2 separate regions of the Homo sapiens genome follow, and region 1 is linked to region 2. Evidence: chromatin loops called from intact Hi-C (ENCODE). Cell type or tissue: heart left ventricle. All regions are shown on one strand. Links, peaks and the distances in the headings refer to the core of each region. The heading gives the core; the rest is flanking DNA.

Region 1 (8,336 bases), core at 110-8,109, 550 kb after region 2:
CGGAGTGGTCTGGCATGGGTCACCAGCCCAACCCTAAAGTGAATGGGGGAATCAGCCCCACCGGGACTAGAGGGACTTAGCTGGGTTGGAGGGAAGTTCCCCAAAGGAACGTCATCAAGGCACTGTTGCCAGCAGGGTAAAGAATGGATGGTGCTAAGTAAGCAAAAACAGTAGCTGGCCACCATGCCCACCACCTTCAATCGATGTTCATTGATTTGCAGCCTGGCCAGCTCTGTGGTTCTTTTACTCCATGCTCTCCTGTTTCCTCAGTCAGGCCACTTTCGGCCCCAGTGTTGCTGACGCACAACTTTCTTCCCTTTGGCTGCAGCTCCAGATGAAGATGAGTGAGCGGGCCGCCTCGCTGAGCACCATGGTGCCCCTGCCTCGCAGCGCCTACTGGCAGCACATCACACGGCAGCACAGCACGGGACAGCTCTACCGCTTGCAAGGTAAGCGTGGGGCTACCTGTGTCCAGGGTGTGGGCCAGGCCTGGGAGTACTGGGGAGGGGGCTCAGCTCAACTCGCAGCTGCTGCATGCCAGCTGGTTAGTGCCCTTCCTCCAAAGGTAGGACCCCCATCAAGGCCTCACACACGAGGCACTTAATCTTTGTAGAGCCAAATATCTGTATGGCTCTAGAGATATTTGTATCTATCACAGTGTCCGGGGGGAAGTCACTTAAAATGAAGATTCTTGGGTTTCATCCCCAGAGACTCTAGATCTTAAGGCATAGGATGTGGCTGAGCAATCTGCACTTTTAACAGACCGTACACAGGGTCTGGGCGAGGGGCCAGGGACCAGGCTACAAGAAATGATGTAGTGGACTGATGAATCACAGCATCAGCATTACTTGAAGTCTTGCTAGAAATGCAAATTTCCATGCCCTTCCCCAGACCTACTGAATCAGGAGCTCTGAGGGTGGGGCCAGGCCACCTGTATTTGAACAAGTCCTCCAGGTGATTCTCCCGAGAGCTCAGGTCTAGGAGCCAATGTTTTGGTGGATGGGGCCCTGGACTGAGGCCAGAAGCCATGGCTTCAGGTTTGCTGAATGACTTTAGGCAAATCCTAGTAAGCTCTTCTTCTAGAGAAGTGGTCTCTGAAGCATGATGCAGAACAGCCCATAGTGTGGACAACATGAACAATGAAAAAATCTGCTTAAAATGGCCAGGCGTGGTGGCTCACGCCTGTAATATCAGCACTTTGGGAGGCCAAGGCGGTCAGATCACCTGAAGTCAGGAGTTGAAGGCCAGCCTGGCCAACATGGTGAAACCCTGTCTTTACTAAAAAAAATACAAGGCCGGGCGCAGTGGCTCACGCCTGTAATCCCAGCACTTTGGGAGGCCGAGGCGGGCGGATCATGAGGTCAGGAGATCGAGACCATCCTGGCTAACACAGTGAAACCCCGTCTCTACTAAAAAACACAAAAAAATTAGCCGGGCGTGGTGGCGGGCGCCTGTAGTCCCAGCTACGCGGGAGGCTGAGGCAGGAGAATGGCGTGAACCCGGGAGGCGGAGCTTGCAGTGAGCCGAGATAGCGCCACTGCACTCCAGCCTGGGTGACAGAGAGAGACTCCGTCTCAAAAAAAAAAAAAAAAAAACAAAATTTAGCTGGGCGTGGTGGCATGTGCCTGTAATCCCAGCTGAGTCAGGGGAATCACCTGAACCTGGGAGGCGGTGGTTGCAGTGAGCCAGAATTGCACCATTGCACTCCAGCCTGGGCAACAAGAGCAAAACTCCATCTCAAAAAAAAAAAATTCTATTTAAACCTATCCTTTCAAACATATTTGTTTTGTTTTGTTTTTCATTTCATAGTACATAAGAATAGCTTATTATGTTATGCGCCTTTGTGGGGGATACTTGTAAAAAAACTCTTTTTTTTTTTTTTTTTTTTTTTTTTTTGAGACAGAGTCTCGCTCTGTCGCCCAGGCTGGACTGCAGTGGCGCGATCTCGGCTCACTGCAAGTTCCGCGCAAAAAAACTCTTTAATGATGAGGTACAAGACCACCAAACTGGAAATAGAGTGCACTGGACTACACGTAGTTTACGTGCAGAAATTTGCTGAATAATTGAATGCAAGAATGAATGAATGACCATGGAAGACTATGGCCTTAGTCCTCCATGCTCGCTCTGAACCCTCAGTCCTCCATGCCCGCTCTGAACCCTCAGTCCTCCATGCCCGCTCTGAACCCTCAGTCCTCCATGCCCGCTCTGAACCCTCAGTCCTCCATGCCCGCTCTGAACCCTCAGTCCTCCATGCCCGCTCTGAACCCTCAGTCCTCCATGCCCGCTCTGAACCCTCAGTCCTCCATGCCCGCTCTGAACCCTGGTCACAACAGCATTTTTTTCTCAGTCTTTGCTGTTGGTCCTTTCTCCCCCAGGCAGCTTTTCCTGTATGCTGCGCCCGTCCCTCATCCTAGTTAACTCCTGCTCACCTCCAGGTCTCACCTCCAGCGCCCCTCAGGCTCCAAGAAAGCCCTCAGGACTTTCTTGTAACTGGAGTGGACATCTCTGATGACGTGCACTCATAAGATGCAGATGATGGCCGGTTTTCATTTCATATTTATGTGGCCAATTGACTCATGGTCAGCTCTCCCAGGAAGCAATAATGTACAGGAGGGCAGGAGAGCTGTGCCTCCTTCTATCTTTATCATTTTATCCCCCGGCACCTTGTATGCCTTCCATCAGGATTTGTCGAAAGAATGCATAATGTTAAGAAAGCACTGGGGGTATTTACATTTTAGTTTTCATGACTCTGTGCTCTGTTCACTAGCAGAGAGCATGGCACATAGCAGATGCTGCAAAAAAAAAAAAAAAAAAAAAAAAAAAAAAAGATACTGAGTGCCTCTGTGAGCAGCTGAGCAAACGACTGAATTAATAATTGACAAATAAGCTTACCTTCCAAGATTTCTCTGCAGAGAGAGTGAGTTAGATTGGGTTGTCACAATGCCACTGATTCTCACTTAAACTTCAAAAATGTTTGCAATATTTGAGTTATATCATCACAATTTTTGTCATATACATACCAGAATGTTACTCGATTTTACTCTCTTCTATTTTAATATACTTCTTTAAAAAAAGCATATTTTACTACCTTAATACTGTTATATCCACTGGTTATACTGTTTTTTTTTTTTTTTTTTTTTTTTGAGACAGGGTCTGGCTCTTCGCCTAGGCTGGAGTGCAGTGGTGCGATCATGGCTCACTGCAGTCTCAACCTCCTGGGCACCAGTGATCCTCCTGCCTTAGCCTACCAAATAGCTGGGACTACAGGTGTGTGCCACCAAGCCCAGCTAATTTATTATTTTTAGTAGAGAGGGTGTCTTACTATGTTGCCCAGACTGGTCTCAAACTTCTGAGCTCAAGTAGTCCTCCTGCCTCGGCCTCCCAAAGTGCTGGAATTATAGATATCAGCCACTGCACCCAGCTAGTTATGCTTTTTAATAGACAATAAAATAAATAATAAGTATTGAAGATTTAAAAGATGTTCACAGAGTACCTAAAATTATCTTGCTTATCAAAAGTGGCTATTTAAACAAGTACATTTAAAAAAAAAGTTTTATTCTTCTACCTATACTACCTACCTTCCCTCTCCCCTACTTTTCATACCCCTTAGAAAAAGGAAATAGGATTGGGAAAAGTTAATGACTTGGGGGCCTGGGGTGTGCCATATGATGAAGTTACAGAGCCTTTAATTTCTTCTTGTTTTGCTGATGATTATGGGTTGTAATTCCTCTGGCCAATTCACCTACATTGATGAATTTCAGGCTTTTTTTTTTTTTTTCTGGCAAATCTGGAGGTTAAGGTTGGAAATCATACAGACCCTTAAGGAGGAATTTAACAAATTGGTTTGAGAATAATGGTCATTTTCTTCAAATGTAGTCTTCGAGAGCCCCCTGCTGGTTGATTTGGGAATTATCATTTTACTACAGTTTTTGGTGGGGAAAGGGAGGTGGCTGGTTTTGACACGTGCCACACAAGACATACCTAATCTACCTTCACTGCTTCTCCCACGTCGTTTTAAAATTTTCATAGAAATTCTCTTCTATGATTATGCAGATACAAAATCAACATTGGAAGTAGGTTTATAATGAAAACTGTCTGGGCGTGGTGGCTCACACCTGTAATCACAGCACTTTGGGAGGCCGAGTTGGGTGGATCTCCTGAGATCTCGAGTTCAAGACAAGCTTGGCCAACATGGTGAAACCCCACCTCTACTAAAAATACAAAAATTAGCTGGGCATGGTGGCGGGCGCCTGTAATTCCAGCTACTCGGAAAGCTGAGGTGGGAGAATCGCTTGAACCCAGGAGGCAGAGGTTGCAGTGAGCCATGATCATGCCACTGCACTCCTGCCTGGGCAACAAGAGTGAAACTCTGTCTCAGTTAAAAAAAAAAAAAACAAAAAAACTATGGAAGAAACTTACAGAAGCAATCAACAAGTTTATGTTGAATACTATTCACTGGATTCTTTTAGGAATGCATTGGATAAAATAACAGCAGTTACATCAGTAGCATTTCCCAAATTATGTTCCTTGGAAAGCTAACTCTGGTAGACAGCACCTTTCCCCTAAGAAAGGTTACTGTGGTCAAACGCGTCTGGGGGAAATGCTACATGTTAAGTTCTCATGGAGAGTCAGAAAACAAATCAATAATTTCAGGGCTCTGAGATGCCCTGCAATGAAAAACCTGATTAAACTTGTTTAAACCAAAGCTCTGCACATCTATTTGGACATGAAACTTCTTTTCCTTCTTGTTATATGAATAAGCATTCACGTGCCACCAGTGCAGTGCTGAAATCTCAGATTTCATCATTACGAGGGAGACAAGCCATATTCAATGGGGTCTTTCTAAAAGCTACTCTTTCTGAGGACCTACTGTGTACCAGCTTTCCGCTGGGACCTAACATACATGATCTCATTTAGATCCCAAAACAGCTGCCCGAAAGGGTATTTTATTCTCATTTGCTGTTAGGAAACTGAGAATTTGAAGGGTTATTAATGGGTCCAAGACTACCTATCTAGTAAGTAACAAAGATTTTAAGGTTTTTCTCTCTCATTCTTCCATCCATCCATTCTTTGTTTACTCAGTAAACGTTTATTGAGCATCTAGTTTAGGCCAAGCGCTGTGCTAGATGACAGACATACCTGGGACTCCTAGGCAGGGATATTCCTTCCCTCTCGGAGCTTATAATCTAATGGAGAGTCACAATCCATAATCAAGCAGACATAGTTAATTTCAGATTTGGTATATGGAACAGTGGAAAAGAAAGTTTTTATGATAAAGAAAGTGAGGCAGAGCTGTTGGTTTTGAGAAGATGCTGACAAAGGGACTTCTTGAGATGGGGTAGTCAGTGGAAGCCCCTGCAACACCCCAAGACCTTAAGTCTAAAAGAGGCAGCCATACCGAGAGCCAGGGGAAGGCATTCTCCATAGAGAGGTCAGCAAATGCAAAGGCCCTGAGTCAGAAATGAGCTGCGGGCATTCAAAGATCAGGAAGGAGCCAGTGTGGCTGGTGCCTAAGGGACATAAAGAGACAGCCGGGGTGGTGAATACAGGTAATCAAGACTTGCTTATTCTAAGTGTGAGGGGAAGCATTAGAGGGTCCTCAGCATGGCAGTGTCAGATTTAATCGATATTTTCATTCAAGGGATTGCAAGAGAACAGGAGAGGAAGTGGGAGACTAGCCCCAAGGCCGTTGCACATGAGCACCGGAGTGTCTGGCCTCAGTACAATGTTCCTCTAACTCTCTCACCTCCTTCTCAAAGTTATCATCTCAGCAATCTTTACCCTTAGGCCAAGGTGCTTCATTGCTCCAGTGTTTTCCGAACTCTTCTGTGGGAATTGCCTTGGAAGATAGCATCACTGTTTCAAAACAAAAACAAGAAAAACTAGGCACCTATATCATAGATCGGACCTAAGATAATTTGAGGAAATCAAAGAGTGGCACTAAACAGTTGTGTCACTGAACCAGGCGTCTTCCATGTAGCCTTATGGGGTTCTCCTGACAACCATGGGAGTTGGTGAGAGTGGGACTATGGTCTCCATTTCAATGACTGAAGAAACAGAGACCTTTGGAGGTTAAGGTCTTACTCCAGGCCACATGGCTGGTGGATGTAGGCGAGACCCCCTCCCTACAAAAAATCCAAGAATTAGTCACGTGTGGTGGCACACACCTGTGGTCCCAGTTACTTGGGAGGCTGAGGTGGGAGGATCACCTGAGCTCAAGAGGTTGAGGCTGCAGTGAGCTGAGATCACGCCACTGCACTGCAGCCGGGGCGAAAAAAAATACATACAAATAAAATAAAATAAAATAAAAACAACATTGTTTTGAATGTGTGTGGGTGGGGCGGACATGCTCCACTGGCTGCAATCCTGTTTCTTGTGCCTGCTTGATCCACACATTTACTCACCAAGGCTGCGGAAGTTTGTTCCAAAGGCTTTGCGGTGAGTCCTGAGATCTTCACCTAGCCGTGTACATTTCTTTGCTTGCGGTAACCGTTGGCCAGCAGGTGGCAGTAGAACCTCTAGTTTTTGTTAAATCAGGGACGCATTATCTACAGGGATTGGCAAACAATGGCTTGTGAGCCAGATCCAGCCTGCTGACTATTTTCATTAATAAAGCATTATTAGGACGACATTCATTACATATTAACTGTGGCTGCTTTTGTGCTACAGGCAGCAGGGCTCAGTAGTCGCAATGAGACCATATGGTCTGCAAAACCTAAAATATTTAGTGTCTGGCTCTTTCTAGAAAATGCTTGACAACCCTTATATTATTAATATGTCACAAAGGGGGCTAATAGGGATCTTGTGTGTTGCCTTCTTGACTTTTTAAACTCTGTTTGGTCTGAAATCTAAACCTGAAATAATAAAGGCTAAATGAATTTTAGGAAGTTCTCCTTAACATTTACAAGATTACCAAAGTATAAGCATAAGACTGCCTTATTGCTGCTCAGGTTTCCAGAATATTCTAGCTAAAAGTTTCCATAGTTCTGTTTCTATCTCATTTCTCCTGAATACCCTGGATATGGGGATTGATGCAGATGAAAAATTAAGGAAGAAAATAATTGCTAATGGACTGACCATGGCTCAGCCCAAAGGCCACATGCAAATGATACGTAAATCATGCAATCTCTGTGACTCATTTACATATCATCCTGAGAGGCCTTTGGAAAAAATTCTGCCTTAAGTACATTTACTTATTTCTGTTATAGAGAAAGTTGTTGCCACCTAATTTGATTGTGGGCTTTCTTGAAATGTAACTGTTGATTTTAAATTCTTTTTGGAAAAGATGTTTCCAGCCCTCTGAAGCTTCATCGAACAGAGACTTTTCCAGCCTACAGATCTGAGCACTGACAGTAACTGCCAAGAATTGTTAACACACTTGTGATGTGTCAGCCACAGATTCACCCAGGAGGTCACAGAATGACAGCAAGGGAAATGACGACCAAGAGAAGAAGCTTAAAGTCCTGGCTAATTGTGTGGTCATTGGAAAACTCTGCAATACAATAATTTTCTTTATTTTCTTTTTCTTTTTTAAATTCTTAGTGTAATTGAAACGTGCTCTATAGATATTGACTCTGTGTTCCCTCTTTTACAGCTGGACAGAAAGAAGTCAATGTCACGAAATGATTTTCTATTGTAGATACTTTGTCCCTTGCACTTCTCTGAATCTGTCCTTTTGTGGATTCTTGTGATTTTCCTTCCAAGTGTTTCAGTTGTATGACAGTCAGTATTGACAATAAAATGGCTTTTAATTATTTGTTATTTGTTTACACCCTATTCCTCAGTTATTATTACTGTGGTTCTGATTAACTACTGGAAATTATATTTGATTATATCACCAATTAGTTAAATCAGTGCTTCGACTCACTCTTATCTGTTCTGTTCAAAACTATTTGTTCAAAGAACCCGTTAGTGTTGTTTACAGGGTTACAGTTTCTCTCACATGCTTTCCTCACCCCTTTACCCCCCTTTTTGAAAGCCTTTATTTTGTTCGGAGTCTCTTCATAAAACATTTGAAAATAAAAGATCATTCTTCACCCATATGTTCTTTGGATTCTGGCAACATGTTTTTCTCTATCCTAGGTATTTCTGAAGGGTGTGTGGACATTTTGCATGTGAGCTGTGAGTGTATTGTGTGTTGTGTCTAATATGAATCCAACCATTCACGCATTTGCTCACTCATTCATTAATGTGGTCTGTATTGAGCATCTATGAGTTTCCGGCACTGTACTGGAGTTCAGGGATGTAGAAATCAAAAGACAGTCTTTGTTGCCAAAGACCTTAATTCCAGAAGAGTGCCACAAGAAAATCAAGTTGGAAATATCATACAGTGACAC
Region 2 (8,336 bases), core at 33-8,032:
GGATGGGTGCTTCACACCCAGCTAGTTCCCTGATTATTTTACGACGGCCATTCAAGCCCACCCACCTGCCTCTAGCTCAGTGGTTCTGAATTCTGGCTGCATGTTGGAGTCCTTGGAGCCACTGTCCTGAGGATGAAAATTGCATAGACCTGGACTGGGGCCTGCGCAGGAGTACTTTGTATTATTTTATTCCAACCTATTTCTATCTTTAGATCTAAAGTGAGTCTCGGCCAGGCGCAGTGGCTCACGCCTGTAATCCCAGCACTTTGGGAGGCTGAGGTGGACAGATCACTTGAGGTCAGGAGTTCAAGACCAGTCTAACCAACATGGTGAAACCCAATATCTACTGAAAAAAAAAATACAAAAGTTAGCCAGGCGTAGTGACAGGCACCTGTAATCCTAGCTACTCGGGAGGCTGAGGCAGGAGAATTGCTTAAACCCGGGAGGTGGAGGATGCAGTGAGCCGAGATCATGCCATTGCACTCCAGTCTGGGCGACAGAGCGAGACTCCATCTCAATAAATAAATAAATAAATAAAAATAAAGTGAGTCTCAACCTGTTGAACTATTCTAAAAAATCCATTCTGCCAATCTGTGCCTTTAATTTATTTACACTTAAAGTAATTACTGATAAGGAAGAACTTACTTCAACCATTTAGCTGTTTGTTTTCTGTATATCTTGTATGCTTTTTGTTCCTCAATTCCTACAATACTGCCATTTTTGTATTTAGTTGATTTTTTTTGTAGTGTATCATTTTGATTTTTTTTTTTTTTTTGGTATATGTTTCGTTATTTTCTTAGTGGTTATCTTGGGGATTGCAATTAACTTCTTGTACTTATCAAACCCTGGTGAACAATACCAACTTAATTTCAATAGTATAAAAACAGTCTGCCCCTAGACATCTCTATTCACTCCCCCTCCATATTGTTATCGTCACAGATTATATCTTTGTACATGTGTGCCCATTAACAATGACGTATAATTATTGTTTCATGAACCTAACTTTTAAATCATATAGAAACAAAAAAGGAGTTACAAAAGAACAGTAGGTACTTTGCATTTTTTAAAGTCTACCCATCTCATTTCAGTGTGCACCCAGGGTTAAGAATCCCCGCAGGGAAGAGCCTAATCAGGCGCTTACTTCTTCCTGTTTTAGTGGGGGCTGAGATTGCAAAGCAAACTAGCTAATTTGCTGGGACATTTATAACCAGGGAAGATTAAATAATATGTACAAGCAGAAACACAAGGCATATTATTAAAGCAAGCATGTGTGCAAAACACAGTGTCCTTTCAATTGCAGCATTGTTTGCCTCTTCCGCAGCTGGCTCCCAAGTATGTAATACCGCTGCAGAACTGGCTGTGGGGAGGAAAAAATGAAGTGCACTTCTCTGATTTTGTCTGGTGCCATCCACTTTCACTCAACCTTCCCTCAAGGAGAGAAGAACAATACTCCCATTGAGTCGCCTTTGTAGCTTGAATCTGAATCTGCTTTAATAATTCCTGTTTTTCTGTTTGTGTATAATTATTTCAACTCCCTGGGTCACTAAGTCCTCCCTGAAATCGGAGGGCTGCCTTATTTTCATATCTATGGTATAGAAAGCCCAAAGAATACAGTCAAATTGAATTTCCTCCCCCTGCATAAATGGAAGAGTTCATGAATTCTGTTTTCTCCACATGAACAATCTATTCTTGGGAAAAGAGAATTGCCCTTTACGAATGATGAAGGAGGCCATCGTCAATTGGGTGGAGTCCATTTTCTTCTTAGGAAGCAGCATGAAGAATTCATGGCTTGTTTGTTTCCTGATATGGGAAAAATTCACGTGCATAACAGCATAAATCCCACCCACATATTTAGGTAATAAATTAGGATGAAAATCTCCTACGATAATTAGATTTGAAAATGCCACGTTCCTGTAGAGCTATGCAAATACCTTAGGGAGTGGACTATGATGATGTTCCAATAAGCCTCAGTGTGTCTAGCTGTGAAATGGGCAACAAAGTCCCATCTTCTGAAGAAAGGCTGACATTGTCAAAGAAAATCATGAAGTGCCACATTTATGACTAGCTTTGAGATTCATGGTCTTTCATTTGAAAAAGATACAACGTAATGCTTCATAGGAGTTATCCTAATAGCTCGCTGCAATAGCAGGCGCTGATGGGATTCTTGCCTGCTGTACCGCGTCTTGGCAAATACTGATGTGGGATTATTTTGTTCGATCCCAATAATAAGCGTATCAGATAGGAAGTGATATTAACCCCACTTTTCAGACAGCAAAGCAGGGGTTCAATGAGGTTAACCCATTTATGCCTGAGGTTGCAATTTTTTAACTTTGAAAAATCAGACTTTGAGAAGCAGGATATAACTAACTCCCACATGCTTAGCGTTCCAATAATGGAACACTAGGCATAAATTTAATAAGCTCAGTTATACCATCTGAAAAGTGGGGTTAATATAACTTCCTCACTTCATATAACCTGCAGACATCATTGCCAGGATAGGAAGACAGGTCGCAGGGCAACTGAAGACCTGGTCACTTTTCCCCAGAGTTAGGGAGATGTAACTTGTGGAGAGCTGGATGCTTTTAGGCATTACACAAATGAATTCCATGTATTTATTTATTTATTTATTTTTGATTAAAAATTTTTTTTTAAAATTCTACTTTAAGTTCTAGGGTACATGTGCACAACGTGCAGGTTTGTTACATATGTATACACGTGCCATGTTGTTGTGCTGCACCCATTAACTCATCATTTACATTGGGTATATCTCCTAATTCTTTCCCTCCCCTCTCCCCCCACCCCACGACAGGCCCCGGTGTGTGATGAATTCCATGTATTTAAATGAATAAATCAAGCAACAAATGTATCAAGTAATGTCACACACTTCATTGGACAAATATTATTACTTTAGGGCAAGAACTAATAAAAACAAAATGAATAGGTTACAGAAAAAATATTGAGTAAATAATAATCCAGGTAGTACATGTCAGAAATCTTAATAGCTTATTCAAATGACTAGAACATATTTTTTAAATGGTGGAATAGAAAATGTGAAGGCCGGGCATGGTGGCTCACCCCTGTAATCCCAGCACTTTGGGAGGCCGAGGCAGGTGGATCACCTGATGTCAGAAGTTCAAGACCAGCCTGGCCAACATGGTGAAACCCCGTCTCTACTAAAAATACAGAAAATTAGCCACTCATGGTGATGGGCAGCTGTAATCCCAGCTACTCAGGAGGCTGAGGCAGGAGAATTGCTTGAACCCAGGAAGTGGAGGTTGCAGTGAGCCGAGATTGTGCCACTGCACTCCAACCCGGGCAACAAGAGTGAAACCCTGTCTTAAAAACAAAAAAAAGAAAGAAAGAAAATGTGAAGGACCCTTTATATTTTTTTAATGAGTGGACTCATTATTTCCAGAGTCATAGCCCCCAAATATTATCAGAACCTCTAATTGTCCAGGGGCAGGGGCACATTCCCAGTTCTCCTTTTGCCACAGGGCACAGCCCAATGCTGGAGCCCTGCAAACCCTTAGGAAACTTTGCTGAAAGTGTGCTGTGTCCAAAGGAGCCTAGGCGACTTTGCTGATCTGTCACCAACTTGCTGTGTGGCTTTGGGCAAGTCACTTCACCTCTCTGTGCCCCAGATTTTTTCTGTATAAAATAAATGTGTGAACAAGTTTGTATCTAAAGTATATTCCAATGCTATGTTTCTGGTTGGAATGAGCTAATTAATTAAAAAATTACTAAGTGGATATTACCTCTAGCTATTTTGGGGGGAAGTACCCTAGCCTGGGGATTTAGAGTGGGACTCTGGGTGCAGAATAACTGGTTTGAATCTTGTCTCCACCACTTTTTTCTTTCTTTTTCTTTTCTTTCTTTCTTTTTTTTTTTTTTGGAGATGGAGTCCCGCTGTGTCGCCTAGACTGGAGTGCAGTGGCGCGATCTTGGCTCACTGCAACCTCCGACTCCTGGGATCAAGCAATTCTCTTGCCTCAGCCTCCCGAGTAGCTAGGATTACAGCACCCACCACCATGCCCAGGTAATTTTTTTTGTATTTTTAGTAGACATGGGGTTTCACCATGTTGGCCAGGCTGGCCTCGAACTCCTGACCTCGTGATCTGCCCGCTTCGTCCTCCCAAAGTGCTGGGATTACAGGCATGAGCCACCACGCCTGGTCACCACCACTTCTCTCTGTGTGGCTTTAAGCAAGTTACTTAAATTCCCTGCACTTCAGTTTTCCGTAGAGTTCATGTACATCAGTTGTCAAAGGGCAGATGTCTGGCACATTGGAAATATTACCGAATGTTAGTTATCCGTGAATCGGGGGACTGATTTTATAACCACCCAAATCATATTTATTTCCTAGAGGAATGAAGATGAAAATAGTGGTGGTTAGTGTCTAGCATCGCACTATGTTTGCCAAGATTAATTTGCAATGAGCCGTTTTCAAACAGGATGTTCAGCCACTATATGTACTTCTTGAAGTAACCAGCAGGTGGTGAAGTTGGATTATATTTTAGATGGTCAGGGCCTGGTGTACCTCTTGCCTGGGGTTTTGTGAGAGAAAAAAAATAGCTTTCTTTTTTATCAGCACCCCAAACCATTAACATCTGGAATCAATAGAGGCTGTATCTGTCACTTAATGCTATAGAAATTGCAAGAAAAAAGTCCTGCTGGTTAGTATACCAGTTCTCAAAATGTCAGCATCATTTGTGTCACCTGGGGGTACTTGTCAGGAATGCAGTCTCTCTGGTCCCACCCCACAGGATGGAACTGGAAACTAAGGATGAGCCCAGTCATCTGTGTCTTCAAGAACTCTCCAGTGATTCTGGTGCACTTGTGTTATAGAACCGCTGTGCTAGAGGTCTTAGTATTTGCTGTGAATGTGAGTAGGTAAAGAGAGGGTATTTGGTGAGTGTCACTACCTCAGTGCAGGCCAGGGACCAGTGGTTCCACATCAATGTGGGGGAGTGTTAGAATGCATGGTCTCTGGCCACACCCCAAACAAGCTGGATTGAAAGTCGCATTTTCATCAGCTCCTGGAGATTCTCCTGGAGATTCTCCTGTATGATCTCTTTCTCTTTTTCTTTCCTTCTCTTCCTTTCTCATTCTCCTCTCTCTTCCCCTTTGCCATCTCCACTGCTCCCTTTCTCAGTGACAATTGGGCATACCCCTCGCAGTGCCGGCTGCTCAGGTGGGAAAGTGGAGAAGACTCTTCTATTTCCCAGCCTGAGAAAATTTGCTTACCTGTAATCCCAGCACTTTGGGAGGCTGAGGCGGGCAGATAATTTCAGCCCAGGAGTTTGAGATCAGGCTGGGCAACATGGCGTAACTTCGTCTCTACAAAAAGTACAGAAATTGACCCAGCATAGAGTCGTGCACCTGTAGTCCCAGCTATTGAGGAGGATGAGCTGGGAGGATCATTTGAGCCTGGAAGGCAGAGGTTGCAGTGAGTGGAGATCGTGCCACTGCACTCCAGCCTGGGACAGAGTGAGACCCTGTCTCAAAAAAAAAAAAAAAAAAAAAAGAAAGAAAGAAAACTTACTTGAAGCCTACTGGAGACAGACAGCTAAACATACAGTGTGGGACACCTGTGCTGCCACCTGAGTGCCAAGAGCAGGGAAGGACCCTTTGGGTTGGGAGCTTCGCACAGAGGGTGGCCTTGAGCAGCACCTAGAAATCCAGTTGAGATCTTCACTTTCTCCACATCCTCCTCTCCCCCTGTCGTCTGTTGTTCTTTTTCTACTTACCTGCCTTCTGGCTCTTTTCACCTGTGGATAATTTATTCCCACAACTCAGTCTCACCAGGATGACTTAAAGTCTAAAGTACACGTCAGTGGTTCTCAAAGTGCAGTCCCTTTCCAGCAACATCATCACTTTGGAACTTGTTAGAAAGACAGATTCTCAGGCTCACTCCAGACCTTGTTAAAGGAAACTTTAACAAGGCTTCCAGAAGATTCTAACACACATGACAGCTAGAGAACTGTGGCTTTAGATGGTGGCAGAAATTGTTCATTGCCTACTCAAGCCACGGGTTCAAATTCTTCTTGGTAACAGACCCAGATAGGGGTCCAAGTTTCAGGTGAGTAACAAACACTGTTCTCAGAAACAGTAAGCTCTTTCCCTTGCCCCAGGGGAATGAAATACGATTCGTCTACACTGCGATTCTACTTCGCAATGACATGTAGTGGCAAATTGGGGACCCAAGAAGCAACTGATGGCACAGTCTTAATAAGGTAATTTAACGGGCATTTCCTGAAAATAGGCTATTTATAGGAATGTGAATGTGTAGTAACGCAAGGAAGAGTGAAGTAACCACAGAAAACAGCCTGAGTTGCCTTCCCTGTGAGAAGGATCCCTTCAACTCTAGACCTAAGGGAGCAAGAAAGGAGAATTTAGGAGAGAGTCAAGTTGGGGAGTCCTTGACAGGAGCAATGACCTTATCTCAAAGTCCTCATCCAGCCTGAGGTCAAGCCAGGGGGGATGTCAGGGGACTCCTTCCCCTCTCCCCATCATTGTCTTCTCTCCCTGAGACCTTGAACTGGCACCCCCCATTGGCTGAGACCATCCGGGTATACAGGAACCCTAAAATCTTTACAGGTAGGCTTTACCAGTCTACATAGGGTATTAAAGAGCAGAATATGAGTTTGGGGAGCAAAAGGAAGACATCCTGTTCATTGGTCTAGGGGTGAGCAGGTGGCCCAATCTGGCCAATGAGACATATGGGAAAGTCTGCTGGACGCTTCTGGAAACATTTTCTTTCCTGACTGTCGTAGAAAGAAGGCTCTCCTTTCTACTTGCTTGGGATGCTTTTGAGAGGTTGCACTTCTTGGACTTTGAAGCCACCTTTGGCCACAAGGGGAATGCAAAGAGAACTACTGTCAAGAACCTGGATACCCACAGAGCTATTAAAAGGCCTTGGAACCCCCAGCTCCAGCCTTCTTGTTAAGCAAACAATGGATGTCTCTATAGTTTAAGCTTCTGAGGGTTGTGTGTTCTGTAATGGGAAAATCTGTGGAGTTATTGCTAGGAATGGTAATGGTGAAATCATTAAAACACAGACCCCAATTCAGAGTCAAATTCAGCTGTGTTGATGCCCTTGGATCTGATTAAAAGAGCTTCCTTCTTATTTGAGTAGGGGAAGTGGATTCTGGAAGACAATAGAATATGGACATGGAAAGGCATCCCTGAGTGCCTGAGGAGGGGGCTTCTGGGGGAAGAGCCTGGCAGTGATGCCTGGAGAGTCAGGGTCACACCCCTGGCCCAGGCAGAGGGCACTGCTCAAAACACCTTGTACCTCCCCAGGCAAGGTCCTTGTAACCCATGACCTCAGAGCATTGAGTACTTTAGCTCAGCTTCATCTGTGATAGAGAGGAGACAGCTCAGCCTGTCTCCTGTGAGGGGAAGATTTCTGTGTGTCTGAAGGAAAAGTTCTCTGCACTCGCCCAATGCACAGCACTTCACAGCTGCCCTCACCCCAGCATCGCAATCCTCTCAACTCCTGCCCTGTATCAGCCTCTCCCCTCCCCAAACAGACAGGCAGCCAGGAGTAAGGCCATGGTGGTTGACTCAAGCATCTCTCTTCCCAGGCTGAAGTTCCACAGGTCTTGCTCTACCAGCTACAGTCCTGTGACACTTAGCAATGGGGTATGTTCTGAGAAATGTGTTGTTAGGTGATGTCATCATTGTGGGAGCATCATAGAGTGTACACACACACCTTCATGGCATAGCCTACTACACATCTAGGCTAGATGGCTTGGTCTGTTGCTTCTAAGATACAAAATCTGTACAGCATGTTACTGTACCGAACACCTCAGGCAACCGTAACACAATGGTAAGTGTTTGTGTATCTAAACATAGAAAAGGTACAATACAAATATGGTGTAAAAGATTAAAAAAAAAAGATACACCTGTGTAGGGCACTGTATTAGTCCGTTTTCACACTGCTGATAAAGCCATACCCAAGACTGGGTAATTTACAGAAGAAAGAGGCTTAATGGACTTACAGTTCCACATGGCTGGGGAGGCCTCACAATCATGGCAAAAGGCAAGGAGGAGCAAGTCACATCTTACATGGATGGTGGCAGGCAAAGAGAGAGAGCTTATGCAGGGAAACTCCTGTTTTTAAAAACCATCAGATCTCGTGGGTCTTATCACTATCACGAGAACAGCATGGGAAAGACCCGCTCCCATGATTGAATTACCTCCCACCAGTTTCTTCCCACCACATGTGGGAATTGTGGGAGTTACAATTCAAGATGAGATTTGGATGGGGACACAGCCAAACCATATCAAGCCCTTATCACAAATAGAGACTGCAGGACTGGAAGTTGCTGTGG

The links. Hi-C counts contacts between places; a loop is a spot of excess contacts. Peaks named below come from ENCODE experiments on the same cell type or tissue, not always from the same donor. Only the 100,000 strongest peaks of a DNase experiment are listed, where the experiment ranks them.
Region 1: it touches region 2 in a loop (10-fold over the local background); 87 of 110 quality-filtered maps call a loop at or near these places.

Annotation. Positions count from the first base shown.
Region 1 is chr20:54,643,130-54,651,465 of GRCh38, forward strand. It overlaps DOK5 (docking protein 5), which reads left to right. Exons shown (of 8, transcript NM_018431.5): 7 at 329-449; 8 at 7,286-8,040. The coding sequence ends at 7,350. Among named protein-coding and RNA genes, the nearest start is that of DOK5, 170 kb to the left of the region's middle. In heart left ventricle, for the core only: CTCF peaks have their summits at 3,885 (motif pointing left), 4,085 and 6,500 (motif pointing right); DNase peaks (open chromatin) are centred at 782 and 6,502.
Region 2 is chr20:54,092,422-54,100,757 of GRCh38, forward strand. No RefSeq gene overlaps it. Among named protein-coding and RNA genes, the nearest start is that of BCAS1, 26 kb to the left of the region's middle. In heart left ventricle, for the core only: a CTCF peak has its summit at 4,488 (motif pointing right); no DNase peak of the experiment used is centred there; H3K27me3 peaks cover 1,971 bases.